Regions from separate parts of the Homo sapiens genome. Here region 2 is linked to region 1. A link is a contact called in ENCODE Hi-C or POLR2A ChIA-PET data. All regions are on one chromosome and are shown on one strand. Each heading gives the region's core, a stretch centred on a gene start or an enhancer-like site at or near the end of the contact. The rest is flanking DNA. Distances are from core to core; before and after follow the strand shown.

Region 1 (7,489 bases), core at 4,959-7,458:
GGCAGCAGAGCACGTAGGCGTAAGCACATGCAGTAGAGAGATTTGGTGTAGAGAAATAGAGATTAAGTAGGGCTAAGGCAGCTATAAACGTCATAGTTTTAGATGCATTTTCAGGTGCCAAAGAATTGCCCTTGGCTTTGAGAGCTGGACGGTGAGCTCAGCTGGGGCTGGGAGCCGGTGGCACCGTGTAGTACTGAAGCTTTCCCACACAGGGCCCAGGGGTGGCAGCGCCCCATCCAGGGAAGTCCCCTGGGTGGATCCGCCATTCAAAACTTTCCTGTCCTTTTCCTCCACGCCAGCGGAGATACAGGCTAAGACTCCCTAATGCAGGATTTCCTTTGAGCATCATGTCGGCAAAGATTCCAAAATCTGAAAAATTGAAACACCTCTGGTCCCAAGCATTCTAGATAAAGGGATACACACCCACCTGAAGGCCCCCCCCCCCCGCTTCTCCATCAGCACCTCTAAAGATGATCCCAAGAGCCTTCATCCCTCTCTCCAGGAAGATCTTTTACTGGAGGCCACATGCCTGTGAGAACCAAGCGCTAGACCAGGCGTCTGCCTGGCTGGCTGATGCCGGGTGCGGCTCTCCAAGCCTGTTTCTACCTTTGAACCAGGAAAAGAACATCCACTTCTCTGCCCCGTAAACAGATCCTAGACGCTGAGCACTTTGGGTTTTGTGGGGTGCTGGGCCATCCCTCTGTGGCTGCCTGAGTTGGTCCCATACAGGCATCTCTTCCCTGAAGGCTGACCCGGCCCTGCCCACGGCACGCCTGGGAGCGGCTCCTGCCCAGGCCTATGGCCGGAAACGCCACAGTGGCTCCTCTGGCTGGCATGAACTTCACGATGACACCTGGGTCTCAGTGCAGTTTGTAGGAAAGGAAGGATGCCACGGGGTCAGATCGTGTGTGGGGGAGATTTGGTACAGAAGCGAACACAGGAATGAAGATGGCAGAAACGTCACGTAAGGCGAGGCGTGTGTCTGCTGGCCTCTCGCCTATCGCAGGTCTGAACTGCGCACAGCATAAGGCTGCAGTGCTGAGACTCAGCCCCTCCCCGGGGGGCCACAGCCTGGGCCGTTCACTCTGCACGTGGCAGTCTTGGTTTCTGCACCTTTGAGCAGAATGCTAGACACAGTGGTGGTTTGCCCTCTGCTCAATATCCCTCTAACAAATCACCATGCAAAACATTCCAGCTGGGCACAGCCACCCCACGCCGGGACCCCCACACCGGGACCTCCACTCCCTTCCCTCTGCTGGGTGTGATTTGGCCAATATCCAAAGAGTTCACTTCAGAAAGGGCAGGGTGAGAGGAAGGATATCATGGGGGTCCCTGGGCTGGGCCAGCCCTGGGGCGGACGCCAGAGGGCCCAGCTCCCTCTGGGAAATCCTGCTCGCCCTGCCCCAGCACCCATTCTGAGCCACAGCCAGACTCTGGGAGGGCTGTGCTTGGAGTTTTCCAGCCCTTGGGCCTTAGGAGTTAGCCCTCTGAAAGTTGGTGGCGAGGGCTCACTAGCAGCTGAGGGTTGTTGGCATTAGATAGAGCAGTCCCAGGGAAAAGGCTGCTTGAAGCAATATGGGAAACCCCAGACTGGTCTTTCTGCAACAGCTGAGTCATGCCAGCCTCCCAGAGCTTCTGCAGGGTCACACCCACCCAGCAGCGGGGCTGGGGAATTCCTGGGGTCTACTTGCCTCCGCTCAGTGGGTGGGACTGGTCTTCACCATGGCCGTGATTTCACCATGGGGGTGAACATGATTTTCACCCCCCCAGGCTCTGGTCCTGCATCTCGCCATCTCTCCCCTCTCCTCTAGCAAGACTCTTGCCCTCACAACCCACCGGCCCTTCAAGGCCCAGCGCTTGGGGAAAGCACCTCCTAGGCAGGGAGCCACCCAGCCAGGCACCACCAGCCAGGCCCTTCTCTAGGCTGTCAGGGCAGAGCCCTGGGTCTAGGCAGAGAGGGGAGCTCTGTGGTCGGTGCTGACTTGGCCAGGAGCCACCAGCCCCGGTGCTGTGGCCCTTTGATGTTGGCTGAGAGCTCTGGGCCATCCCTGCAGCCCCAGTTCCTGGGGAACTAACTGCAGGGAGGGCTCTGTGCACCTGGCCTCCTGCCATGTGATGGTGTGTGTTCACTCTGTTTTTCCAACCCAGGTCTCGGGCAGGCGTTTATTGTCGGTTTCTGTCCCAGAGATGAGGGGAATGGGGTGGCCAGGAAGGAGGAAGCCTTCACTCCAGCAATCAGGCCCCCGCCAGTACTGGGGTGGGCTCCAGTTCAGGGGCTTAGGAGGCACCATGGAACGCATGGGCTTATTCCCAGGGGAGCAGAGGCCTTGTGCAGACCTCACCTCCTGCAGTGTGGGGGGATGAGATGCCTGGAGGGGCAGGAGGGAGAAATGGCCCACTTGGTAATAGCCATTACCGCGTGTCAGCCCTGGCCAGCAGGGGACAGGCCACCTCTGCCCCTGCCTCCCCAGCCCTGTCCTCAGGCCAGGAGGACACTGGCCCCTCCACCCCTCATTCCTTCTGCTTCTGAGAGCACCTGAGCTTCAGTGAGAGCACAGCAGCCCGGCCGGGGAATGAGCGGCACCTGGAGACAGCCCACCCTCAAGAAGAGCATGGAAGTGTCTGGGGCGGATGGTAGGGACAGGGGCTTCAGGACAGGGGAAGGCGGTGGGGGCAGCTGGCAGGGAGGGGGTGAAGTTCCAAGGGTGCACTGAGAAGGGGACTGGGGTGGAAGGGGAAAAGGGCAGTGCGTGGCAGCCCCTCTGCTCCTGTCTTTCTCCCCATGCCCCTCGGGAGCCGCCATCCAGCCCCCACTCTGAAGCACCTCCCACAGGGACCCCAGCCACCCCACTCACAGCACACACAGCTGCTAGGAGCCTCCCACCGCACTGCCGGGTAATCACAAGCCACGCTTCCTGAGCGCATGCTGGGTGCCTAAGACCTTGCGTTTCATGTATTCACAGCCCGCCTCTGAGGAATGTACTATCATCTCTTTGATGACAGGAAATTGGGGCCCAAGAAACTTGATCTGGGGCCTCAGGATGCGGGGAGCTGGAGGCCAGCTTTTCTGGGGGCAGCCCCTGGCCAGTTACAGCTCACGAAGCTCGTCAAGGATAGAGCTGAGAAAACAAACTCTGAAGGCTGAGCTCTTAACCACCAAGCTAGAGGCCTCCCGCCCTCCTCTTGACCTCTGCCCTGGGAGGCCTGCCCAGACCCCCGTGCCCACGCACCCTCTGCCCTCCAGATGCACAGATGCTTCTGGTCAGAACCGCACCCTGCTCTTCAGTGCACCAGTGTCCCTTGTAGAGTTCTGTGCCGTGGCTTCTATCCCAAGTCACTCGGGAGTAAGCTACGCGCACTGTCTCCCCATCTTCACCCAGGGATGTGAAGAGCTGGTGACCGCGGAGACGCTGGATGGGACAGCATCAATCTCGGCACTCTTGGGAGGAGAACCTCAGAGGAAAGCCGGGACCCCGTCAGACTGAGCTAGCAATACGCCAGGTCCGGAGCTCCCAGTCTGTTACTGCAGCGAGCCTGCAGAAAGAGTCCGCCATCAGGAAGGTGGTGGACTTCTTTCTCCAGGTGCCGCCACTACTGCTCTGGAGCCGTGGGAATGCTGCAGTCTCCTTCCACAGAGAACGTGCTCTCCAGGTGTGTGGAGTGCCTCAGCCGACAGCCTCGGGCTGCAGCCACAGAGGCCACGTGCTCCAGGCACTGAGCCAGTGGTATGGGGGGTCTGTCCCTTGTTCCTGCAACAGCATCCTTGGCCCTGAGCTGCTGTTGGTGTCGCAGCAGGGCCCTATCAGATCTGCTTCACAGCCGACCAGTTCTCTTCCTCCCTCTCTCCCCTCCCAGGGGTCCGATCCCCATTGTGATCTGAAGGCTGTCCCTGTCCAATCCCGCCCCTTCCTCTTGGGTGTCACCTCCCACCGAGCTTTGTCTCAGCATCTGCTTGCCGGAGGATGGAAACTGACACCTCTGTCCTCTGCTGAGTAATACCAAGACGAAACCCAAAGGACTTTTCTCTTTTGTTTTTTATTTTTATTTTAGAAACGGGGTCTCACTCTGTTGCCCAGGCTAGCCGTGCACTGACACGATCACAACTCACTGCAGCCTCCACCTCCCGGGGTCAAGCCATCCTCCCACCTCAGCCTCCTGAGGAGCTGGGACCACAGGCACACACAAACATGCCTGGCTAATTTTTTATCTTTCTTATTTTTTGTAGAGATGAACATCTCACTGAATTGCCCGGGCTGGTCTTGAACTCCTGGTGGCCCAGTCTGGTCTCGAACTCCCAAAGGACTTTTGAACAAAAACTCTCAAACTCATTGTTCACCATGGAAATGCAAAACCAAAATAGCACCGAGCTATCATTTTATACTATTAGACTGGCAAAGGTTTGGAGGCTAGATCCTGCCCAGTGTTGGTGGGGATGGAGCAGGGCGGCCTGCAAGCCCTGCTGTGGGATTAAAGTGTACCACTGGGGAGACCTCACCACAGGCCCACCTTAGACGGGAGCTCTGTCCCTACAGTTTGGTCCCCAGATATCTCTCTAAAGAAACCCTCATTCGGGCTCAGAGCACCGTGTTTGAGGATATGAATGAGAGTGGCTCGTCATGGCGGCAAGTTGGAGGTCACTGGGGTTCCATGGTTTGGGAGGCAGTTGGGCAAAATGCAGGGCTGCCCACAGTGGGGACCCCATGGCACTGGAGGCACACGCGCAGCAATGTGGAGGGACCCAGCAGATGGAGCCGGGTGGAGAAAACGCGCCAGCTCACATCTCAGTTAAAACACACGTGCACGAGCAACAGCACACTTGCTCGTGAGACTGCCTAGGAGCCAGTCCACGGCGCGGAGAGAGCCGGCAGCGCTGTCTCATTCACTGTCTCAGTCCAGCTTCCAGCCCTGCGCCATCCTTATGCGAGAGTCCCTCAGGTGTGTGGCAACCTCAGCTCTGCACACCCAGCCTTGGACACCCACAGCGCAAACAGGGACCCTCCCAGAGCTGCCCCCAAGCCCTCCCCTGGCCTGTGTGCGGGCGTCTGAGCGGGTGGAGGCCAGCCATGGGCTCTGCTTCCCTGTGAGCCAGGGTCTGGGCTGAGTCTAACCTAGAGGCCCAGGGTGAGCGCCGGGGAGGTCACATCATTCCCGGAGTTTGGAGGGATCCAACACAGCTCCCCTGAAGTTGGCTGTGACTTGGGCCTGTCAGAAGCAGCCTGAGAGGAGGGTCGCAAGTGACCCAGACCTGGGAAGGAGGGAAAGGTTTGAATTTTGCAAAAAAAAAAGATAACTTTGCCCTTTTCGCTTGATCTTGGGGGGACAAGATGGGGGTGACGCCTCCCGAGACCGGGAGAGGAAGGCCACCTGGCGAAGCTGCAGTCCCAGCATTATCTGTATGTTAAATTGATGTTTTAAATCAGAGTTGATATCCAAGTAATTAAAGAATAACTAACAAGCACAGGGACTAGTGAGGGGCTGGGCCAGATTCTCTGCAACCCATATGGCTTCACCTACTTTCCAAACCCCCGGTTCTGTGAGGACCGAAAATGACCATCCCAGACTATTCCAGAAACAGCCTGGGGATTCTGAAAGTTTCCCAGAGCATAGGCAGTGAAAGAGAGAGAAGCTCAGCCCTTCTGGAGGGGACGGGTGGCTCAGAACAGAAGGTGGAAAGGGAGAGAAGCTCAGCCCTTCCAGAGGGGATGGGTGGCTCAGAGCAGAAGGTGGGGATGCAGTTCTGGGGGCGCCATGGCCGAGCACCACAGACCCGGGACTTGCACAACAGAAGCGGGTTTCCTCACAATTCTGAGCCGGAAGGCGGAGATAAATGCGTGGGCACGGCTGGGTTCCCCGGACGCCTCTCTCCCTGGCGCAGAGACGATGTGTTGTTCTCCCCGGGTCCGTTCCTGTGTGGGTGTCCGCGTCCCCATCAGGACACCAGTCAGATAGGAGGAGGGCCATCCAGTGACCTCACTTCACCTTAATCACCTCTGGAAAGTCCCTGTGTCCAAGCACAGTCACGTTCTGAGGTCCTGGGGGTCAGGGCTTCAACTTACGAATTTTGAGAGCATTCAAGTCAGCCCACAACAGTGGACTCTGAAATAATCTTTTAGGAACTGGACTCCTCAAGGACGCTTTAGAAAATGCCGGCCTCGTTCTGTTGCAAAGGGGTAACTGAGGAAGAGGGGCTGAATTTTCACAGGAAGACGAGCCCGGTGGCAGGAAGTGACAGTGAGAAACTGCAGCATAAAGCGGAAGCAAAGGCCGACTGTGACTATGTGGTCGCCAGCTCGCCTTCCCCGTCAAACCTTGCTGGATTTTGTGTTTCATTTTCATTGCCAAAAACATCATTCAGGTCGGGTGCAGTGGTTCATGCCTGTAACCCCAGCACTTTGGGAGGCCGAGGTGGGAGGATTACTTGAGCCCAGGAGTTCAAGACCAGCCTGGGGAACATAGCAAGACCCTGTCCCAAAAAAAAAAAAAAAAAAAAAAAAAAAAGGCCAGGTGTGGTGGCACACGCCTGTAATCCCAGCACTCTGGGAGTCTGAGGCGGGCAGATCACCTGAGGTCAGGAGTTCGAGAACAGCCTGGCCAATATGGTGAAACCCCGTCTCTACTAAAAATACAAAAATTAGCCAGCCAATCATGGTGGTGGGTGCCTGTAATCCCAGCTACTTGGGAGGCTGAGGCTGGAGAATCACTTGAACCCGGGAGGCAGAAGTTGCAGTGAGCGGAAATCACACCATTGCACTCCAGCATGGGTGACACAGCCAGACTCCGTCTAAAAAAAATTTTTAAAAAATTAGCCAGGCGTGGCGGTGCATGCCTGCAGTCCCAGATACTTGGGAGGCTGAGGCAGGAGGATCACTCGAGCCTGGGAGGTCAAGGCTGCAGTGAGCTGTGATCACACCACTGCACTCCAGCATGGGTGACAGAGCTAGATCCTGTTTCAAAAAAAAAAATAAAGTCATCATTCTCTCATGTATGTGTATATTGTTTCATTTGTTAATTAAGGTATAATTTTACATACAGTAAAACTCACCATTCTTCGTGCAGAGTTCTCACAAAAGTGTACAATTGTGTGGCATCCACCACAATCCCTGTATAGAAGAATCCCATCATCCCCGGAATTTCCCTGGACCCTTCCATAGCCCCCCAGTCCGTCACCCCCTGAATTGTTTTCTGGCACCCCGCCCCCCTTTCTTTTTGAAGTGGTTGTTTTGCAGGAAACATCACCCTCTCTCATTTTACAAATACTGCAGACAGATTTTGAAGCCCAAAGCATCATAGAGGCAGCAGATCAGGACAGGGAGGATTGAGGCGGGGAGGCTCTACCCTGACTGTAAGAAGCACTTGAGAGACCTGCAAAAAGCCAACAGGAGAGGCAGAGACTGTGGGGGCCAATTGGTACAGGTCCTGCCCTGCATGACAGGGCCAGTGGCCCCCACAGTGCTGAGGATAAAATCCAACTGCTCATCCAGGCTGCTGG
Region 2 (7,489 bases), core at 2,162-4,661, 190 kb before region 1:
ATTTCCTCTCTTTCCTCTTCACTCTGCTGGACTTGGTCTCATCCTTCAGGATCTCCTCAGATCCACCCTTTCTTCCGTGAAACTTGCATCTATTTACCTACTTTTACAAGCATCATTTAATAATTATTTTTATTTAATTTTTAAATTTTACTCTTTTTTTTTTTTGAGACGGAGTCTCACTCTGTCATCCAGGCTGAAGTACAGGGTGCAACCTTGGCTCACTGCAACCTCCGCCTCCCAGGTTCAAGCGATTCTCCTGCCTCAGGCTTCTGAGTAGCTGGGATTACAGGTGTGCGTGACCACGCCTGGCTAATTTTTGTATTTTTAGTAGACAGGGTTTCACCATGTTGGTCAGGCTGGTCTCGAACTCCTGACCTAGTGATCTGCCCACCTCGGCCTCCCAAAGTGCTGGGATTACAGGCGTGAGCCACCACGCCCAGCCAATTTTTAGTCATTTTTACAATAGAGAAGGGGTTTCGCTGTGTTGCCCAGGCTGGTCTCAAATTCCTGGTCTCAAGTGATCTTCCCATCTTGGCCTCCCAAAGTGCTGGGATTACAGGCGTGAGCCACCACACCTGGTCCTCATTTTTATTATAATATGTACTTAAATGTATTGAACTGAATTTGTTAGAAGCCTGTCCTTAACCTTTACCTCTCTTCTGAGCTGTTGTCAGTGGGATCCCCATGCTGTAGGCATGAGTGGGTGTGTGTGGGTGTGTGTGTGTGTGTGTGTGTGTGTGTGTTTGCATGTACACTGCCCAGTGGCCAAGACTGTGAATCCATAGGGCAGATTCATCAAATATTGTCGCTTGAGTAAATGCCTTAAATATATGTGTTCTACTTTTTTTTGCAGGGTATGTAGATGCCGTTGTGATGAACAGAATACAAATGCATGGGAAAATGTTGAATTCTTAGTAGCTTTTTTATTGTTAGGCATTATTTTCAGCCAATAGGTTGTATGGAATAGCCTCTATCACATAAAGATAACAAAATCACTGATGGTGAAAACGAGTAGTTATGCCAGGATAGACCAGGGATGCTGGCCATCCTGTTCATTTGCATCTGTGCCACAGGTGTTCTGTTCTTTCAGCACGTGTTGGTTGACTGCTTAGCTGGATGGTGGCCCTTGTCCATGGAACCTCTGTCTCACCTACCCTTGATCAGTCCCATGGAGTGTGTGCACACATGGGTGCCCAGGAAGTACTTACAGATTTGACTTAGTCCTTGGATCCTATTTCCCCTGTTCCACTACCCATTCCCATCTGCTATTTCACTTTCTTGAATTCCCTCTTACTTTTCTTCCTTTGTCTAGTTCTTACAGATAACCCTAACCTCCAATAATTTTCTGTCAATTAATTGCAGCTGCTTCCTGAGTTCCAGCTGCACATTTAGCAAGGCTCAGGCTACACTGGGGGCAGATACATAATCATTGAAATAATTACTCATGGACCATTTTTGCCAGGTATCATGGAAGATGCTTTAGAAATGCATTCTGTCGTTTACTTCCTAGAAATACCCTAGACAGTTGGTACTGTCTTTATCACCATTGGCAGGGGAGTTAACTAGGAATTGGACAGCCAAGTGTGTGGCAGAGTCAGGATTAATCTCAGTCCAACTCCCAAGCCTGTGCTCTGAAGCCCTCTGCTACCCTCATCTCCTGAGGATTGGTCATGGTTCTTCCCCTGAGGAATTTTCCATTGGAGAAACAGAAACAATGCAAACAGTACTGTCTGGATATGAATAAGGATTGAATTGTTTGGAACTGCAGAGGAGTGAGGAGGTGGAGGGGCTCAGAAAGGACGAGAAGAGATGGAGGCTTTGTGAAGAAGGCAGGTCTTCTGCGGGGTTCTGGAATAAGGCTGGAGAGGGGAGGAGGAGCGCTCAGGTGTGGGGAACCACACCCAGGCCCGAGGGAGTGGAATGTGCCCACAGGCTGTGGGGCCACTTTGGAGGGCAGTTATCTCAGGGAAAGTGGGATGAAGCTGGGTGGCCAGAGTCAGGGACTGGAAATTCGATGGGAGGCATGAAGCAGTGGATGATAAGGAAACGTGTGTGGTTGTCAAGCAGGATGTGGCAGGATGAGGGTTCTGTCTGAGAATGATGAAGCTGGCAGCAGATGGCAGATCCTGCATGGCATGGAGTTACCTCCGACTCCTCTCTAGTTCATGTGTGTTGACTCTTCATTGCCTGTGTGCCCTGTGGCCCAGTATTATTTCTTCTGGTCCTGGGAACAGCTGTCTACATGGAAGTCCCACGGTGGTTGGTCCCGTGGTGGTTGGTCAGACCACCCTCGAGTGCAGTGTAGTGAAAAGGCATAGAATGTGGAGGTTGGAGACCTGGATTTTTGACTCCTGGCTTTATAGCTTACTAGTTGGACAAGTGATCTGACCTTTCTTAATTCTATTTTCCCCCTTATCTGTAACTTGCAGATAATTATAACTACTTACAGGGTGGTTTCTGGATTAAGATGATAGCAGATATCAGTAGAGAGGCTACTTAGTGTTCACGGTTCCAGGCTTCCTGGGATCAGGTGTCAGCTCTTACTGTGTGACTTGGGGCAAGTTACGTAGCCTCTCTGTCTCCTTTTTCTTGTCTATCACATGAGGCTGATCGCTGTATTAAATACTTAACTCACAGTGACAATCAGTATATCAGTAGTAAGTGATGAATACACTATAGCTGCAGTTATTCCTGGGGGCCTCATCTTCATCAGCACCATTATTTCAGTCCTTGGGATGAATGGAGTCAGTGCTTTCTCTAAGGTAGGAGACCAAAGCATGAAGACTCTCTGATGTGTGGTAAGAAATGGTCTCTAATCATTGTGTTAGTGACATGCCTTCAGGACCTCTCTTAAGCATTGAAATTATAGGCACCCTTGTGCCAGTTCCAGGGTCTTTTAGGGGTTCCGGGTATTATTGCAATCCTGTAAAAAGTCATTGCTTTCTGATACAGAAGGACTCTCGCAAGCACAGCCATTCTCAGGCACAGAAATAGTTCCCTTCCTTTTTTTTTTTTTTTTTTTTGGAGACGGGGTCTCACTGTGTTGCCCAGGCTGGTCTCAAACTCTCTTCTTTTTAAATAGAAGGGGAAGGAGGGAAAGGAGAGCAGCGGATGCATGGATTTCCTTTGGCCCAGTTTCCTCCCTCTGTCAGAGGACTTCCTACCGCAGGGAGTGGGAGACACCTGGGGGCAGGCCCGCACCTGCTCTGTGCCCTTTCAGCGATGGCGTTTCTGTTTTGGAGTGTTTGCTTTCCCCTTTTCCCAGACCTCCACCGCGCTTCAGTTTAGCAGTGCGCTTACGGTCAGCAGTGCCATGCGGCTGCTGCTTCTGAAAACCCCCAGCCCTCCTGAACCAGCCAGTGTCCCAGCTGAGCAATTCGGGGTTTTTGTTTTGCTTTGTTTTTTAAAACAAAACTCAAAATCATTGGACCTTATCCTCTGTAGTTGAAGTGAGAGTTACTTTCTGAGGACTGGCTTGTACCAGAAACCAGCTGGTTTTAAGTTGCTGCAGATCTTTAAAGGGACAGCTTATTTGTGGACCAGATTTCCCTACTCACAGAAACTTTCTGTCAGAGGGTTCTAGTGTGGAGGTGGGTTACAGATGGCAGAAATGCCCGAGTTTGATTTTAAATTTTTAATCTTCACGTAGGGTCCAAGTCCTGTGGAGCTAATCTCTGACATCCCCACCCTTGCCCTGTTAGGGTTGGTCAGTGATACATGTGGACGTGTGCTGTGTGCGCAGATAGTGACAGGACCCAAAAGCAGATCATCACATAAGAGTCAGGGCTGTTCGCTGGGGCCTGTGGCGTTGGCAGCAGTGTCCTCAGCCAGCAGCTACTGTGTACATGGCTGGGAGACGGGGCTTTGCATATTTGGCCTCAATCATATAAGGTAAGAATGTGAGGAGAGGGATGTGAGGGAAGAGCCTGGTGCTGTGGAATGCAGGGACAGAGGGCAACAGCAGGCTGGCCTTCTTCCTCTTGAGCTGAGGAGAGGCAGATTTTTTGGGTCTTGATTGGCTCTTTTCTTCATTCTTGTTAGAACACGGAATTCCAGCTCCAGTAGTAACACCATTTTGAATCCTTTGTTTGTAATGTCCTGGAGACTGAGATTAGGAAGCAAACCAACCTTTGTCTGCCTTTGGGGAAGGCCCAGAAGGAAGTCTCTCTGTTATTACCTTAATGGTACCAATTAGTTGGTAACCAATAATGGTTGTTATTGCCATTGTGTTACAAAATTTGCGAGGGTCTCAGATTGTACTGTGTATTATAAATGCAGCAAGAGTAGGGACCACGTCCTTAAAATATGTCCCCACGACCTTGTGCCTATTTGACCCTCAGCTGGTAGCCTGATGGGTAAAGCGGCTCCTTGTCTGCACCAGGGCATCTTACCTTGCAAGGCAATGATCGGCCTGTGGGATTCATGTGGGTGTGGAGTAGGAGGAGACACAGAAGCGACCCTCCTGGCTGGATCAGCATGGGTAGCTGTGTCTTCAGTGAGGCCTGACTATTATCCACTTGCGAAGTTTGTGGTGACTCCTATGGCTTATGGAGCACGTTGATGGGGTGCGGGCTCACAGGAAGAGTCTCACCTCAGTGCCAAGGGGTGTCAGAGATGCTCACTGCCCTCCTCTCCTTGGGGTTGCATGGAGGCAGGATGGCGCTTGGCCGTGGCAGGGTAAGGAACCGGCGACGGAGGCCCATCACGTGTTCACAGCTCTCCTGCGTCAGTGCTTGGGAGATAGGGACTGTCAGGTCCTTAGCCCGCATTTATGTGAAGGCAAGGGGAGCAAAATCATTGTCATTAAAGAATGGAGATGGCTGTCATTTCATCTCACGCCATGGGTGTCCCTAACAGTCTTCCTTTAAACATCCTGTGTCCAGCTTGGGCAACATGTTGAAACCCTGTCTCTACAAAAATACAGAAATTAGCCAGGCGTGATGACACATGCCTGTAGTCCCAGCTACTTGGGAGGCTGAGGTGGGAGGACCACTTGAGCCTGGGAGGCGGCGGGTGCAGCGAGCTGAGATCACCCCACTGCACTACAGTCTGGGCGACAGAGTGAGACCCGTTTCAAAAATAAGTAAGTAAATCTGTGTCTAGGAAGGTTGTAGCTGAAGTTAAATTATTGATTGGAATAGAAGTGTTTCTCGCTGGCTAGGTGTGGTGGCTCACACCTCTAATCTCAGCACTTTGGGAGGCTGAGGCAGGAAGATTGCTTGAAGGTAGGAGTTCGTGACTGCCTGGGCAACATAGTGAGACCCTGTCTCTAAAATTTTTTAAAAAAAAATTTAGCTGGGCATGGTGGTGTGCTCCTGAGGCTAAGGCAGGAGGATCCCTTGAGGCCAGGAGTTCAAAACCAACCTGGGCACCTACAGAAAAACAAGTGTTTGTCACCTTCCTGCCCTTTCACAGGATACAGATAAGAAGGGAGTAACACCAGCAGCTGGTTTTTATGCCGCCCTGTGTAGCTCATTTGCTTCATTTCTGTTCAAAGGGTCCTTGGAAATTGCTTATTCCTAGCACCTAAAACTACACCTGCCATAGTTAGTGCTCCAAATTTGTCGAATAATTTTCCCTTTTTAAATTCTGGTTCCCACTGCTGCAGTTCTAACCCATCCCCTTTTTTCTTGTGCTCGAGCACCCCTGGATGTGGCCTGGCCGCAGTTCCATCTTCCTTGATGCTACCCTCCTGGCTGCAATCAGGCGGTGCTGCTTTGAAGGCTCCTGTCCTCCTCCCAGGTCCCACACCAGCTCTCCTGCCCGGCTCTAAGAGCCCTGGGTCAGCTGCCTGCCTGTGCAGCGCTGCTTCTCTACCTCTGCCCAGCCTGCGAGTGCCTGCTGAGTGCGTGCCTCCGGTGGCACTGTGCTTCCTCTCCCTGAGCGGCCCTCTCTGTTCCTTCCCAGATCCCAGCTCTGTACCCCGACAGCCTGCCTGCCCAGTTGAGGACATGTTTGCTTGTTCGCTTTCGCACTTACGTTAGTTTTCCCCTTGAGTTCCAGGATCTTTAGCTTCTGGAGGGTTGGAATGATGTCTCGCTTTCCTCTCCCAGCAGTCGTCACACGCCATGTGATATGTGCAGTCAGCAAGCACTCGATTGACAGACCTACCCCTCTCTCCAGTCACTGGCCTTGAAAATTATCTGTAAGAAGCACTTTCCTATCTTTGCCTCATTTTGAACCCATTTTTCTGTAAGTCCTATAGTCTGTCTTAGTTTGAATGTTTAGGGAATAGGTTGTATGGATTTGCCTAGGAAAGGAAACCCCAAACAGATATTTTCAAAGGCTGATCTTGTGATACTGCACAGCCCCGCCACTTGCCCATTGGAAGGTGAGGTGGTGGTGAAGAGGAGCAACTGGAGGCAGGCAGGCCGTGGCACTGGTGGCAGCAGCAGGGTTGGGGTGGGGTGGGCCTGCCTTGGAAGGGGCGCTAACTCTAGAATGGCTAAGGGCAGGCCCAGCCCCAGAGTCGGTTAGGGGTGCAGGCCTTGTTCTCCCACCCACACCCCAAGTCTGGGCCACCTCCTGCCATGTTGGAGATATGATTGCTTCCTGAAGTGGCACCCAGGAGTGTGTGTGGGAAGGGGACTCCAGGAGCTCTGCAAAGCTGTTCTGGACCTGTTCAGGCTTGGCAAGGGGCTCTGGGAGCAGATCCCATGGGTGTGAGACTATGTGCCCCTTCGCTTAGGGAAGGACCATGGGGGTGAGAGGGTGGGGGGAAGGAGGCAGATTTGGAGACTGATGCCCTCCTGGTCAGATCTGAGGGGGAAGGGGCCTCCACTAGGTGTCTGTTGCCCGGGGCTGACGCTCCCCCAGTGAGAATGGCCGCGGGTTATTCAATCCTTTCTGCTGCCTCTAGTAGGACCCAGCGGGAAGGAGATTTATGTTTGTGCTTTTGTTAGCTTCTTTTTCATTATCTCTTCAGTTCTCAGACCAGAAATCTTTGCATTTCTTTCTGGTTCTCACACCTCATGTTTTAGCCATTAGCAGGTCCTGTGAGCCCTGCCTTCATGTTTGGCTTCTCATTACAACCTACACTGACTCCTAGGCCAGGCCACCGCCAGCCATCCTCTGGATTTTTGCAGGCACTTCCAGATTGGCTTCCCTATGCCCACCCTGGTGTCCCTAGGTGTGCTGGCAGCTGGCAACCAGGAGCCCCTGGTAACACACGGTAGCGATGTCATTCTTCCCTGCTCAGACTCCTGCAGTGGTTCCCCTCGCACCCCAGTCAATGCCAAAGCTGCCAGGTGGCCTACCAGGTCCCGCACCGTCTCGTTGCCCTGCTCACCTCATGACCCAGCACCTCCTGCTGAGCTCGTGCTCTTTCCATGCCTGGAGGACTCCCAGTGACCCCGTGCTGGCTCCTTCGGTCCTTGCTCTGCTCCTGCTCGCCTCAGAATCTCCCTGGCACAGCTTAGTGCTTCCTCTCCTCCTTCCCCACTTTGCGGGCCCCCCTGGGTCAAATCTGACCCCGGGGCGGGTGTCTGTT

What was found. A loop is a pair of places that touch in the nucleus more often than their neighbours do. ChIA-PET counts read pairs that join two places held with the same protein, here RNA polymerase II (POLR2A). Pooled maps may share reads with other maps.
Region 2: a loop to region 1 is called in a pooled map, with 3 times the contacts of the local background. The contact joins the enhancer-like site here to the promoter of LINC00528 in region 1. A Hi-C loop is called at or near these places in 2 of 50 pooled maps. POLR2A ChIA-PET finds 5 or more read pairs at or near these places in 3 of 52 experiments (H1, PC-3 and WTC11).

The regions. Positions count from the first base shown.
Region 1 is chr22:17,776,009-17,783,497 of GRCh38, reverse strand. It overlaps LINC00528 (long intergenic non-protein coding RNA 528), which reads right to left and starts at 6,208. Exons shown (of 1, transcript NR_103718.1): 1 at 4,017-6,208. RefSeq lists enhancers at 1,494-1,943, 1,305-2,318, 2,989-3,896, 4,164-4,213, 5,694-6,173.
Region 2 is chr22:17,960,718-17,968,206 of GRCh38, reverse strand. All of the region lies in intron 1 of MICAL3 (microtubule associated monooxygenase, calponin and LIM domain containing 3), which reads left to right. Among named protein-coding and RNA genes, the nearest start is that of MIR648, 16 kb to the left of the region's middle. RefSeq lists an enhancer at 6,752-7,468. Within about 2 kb of position 3,411, at least 3 of the 41 ENCODE cell types and tissues checked have a DNase peak (open chromatin) inside an H3K27ac peak, as active enhancers do.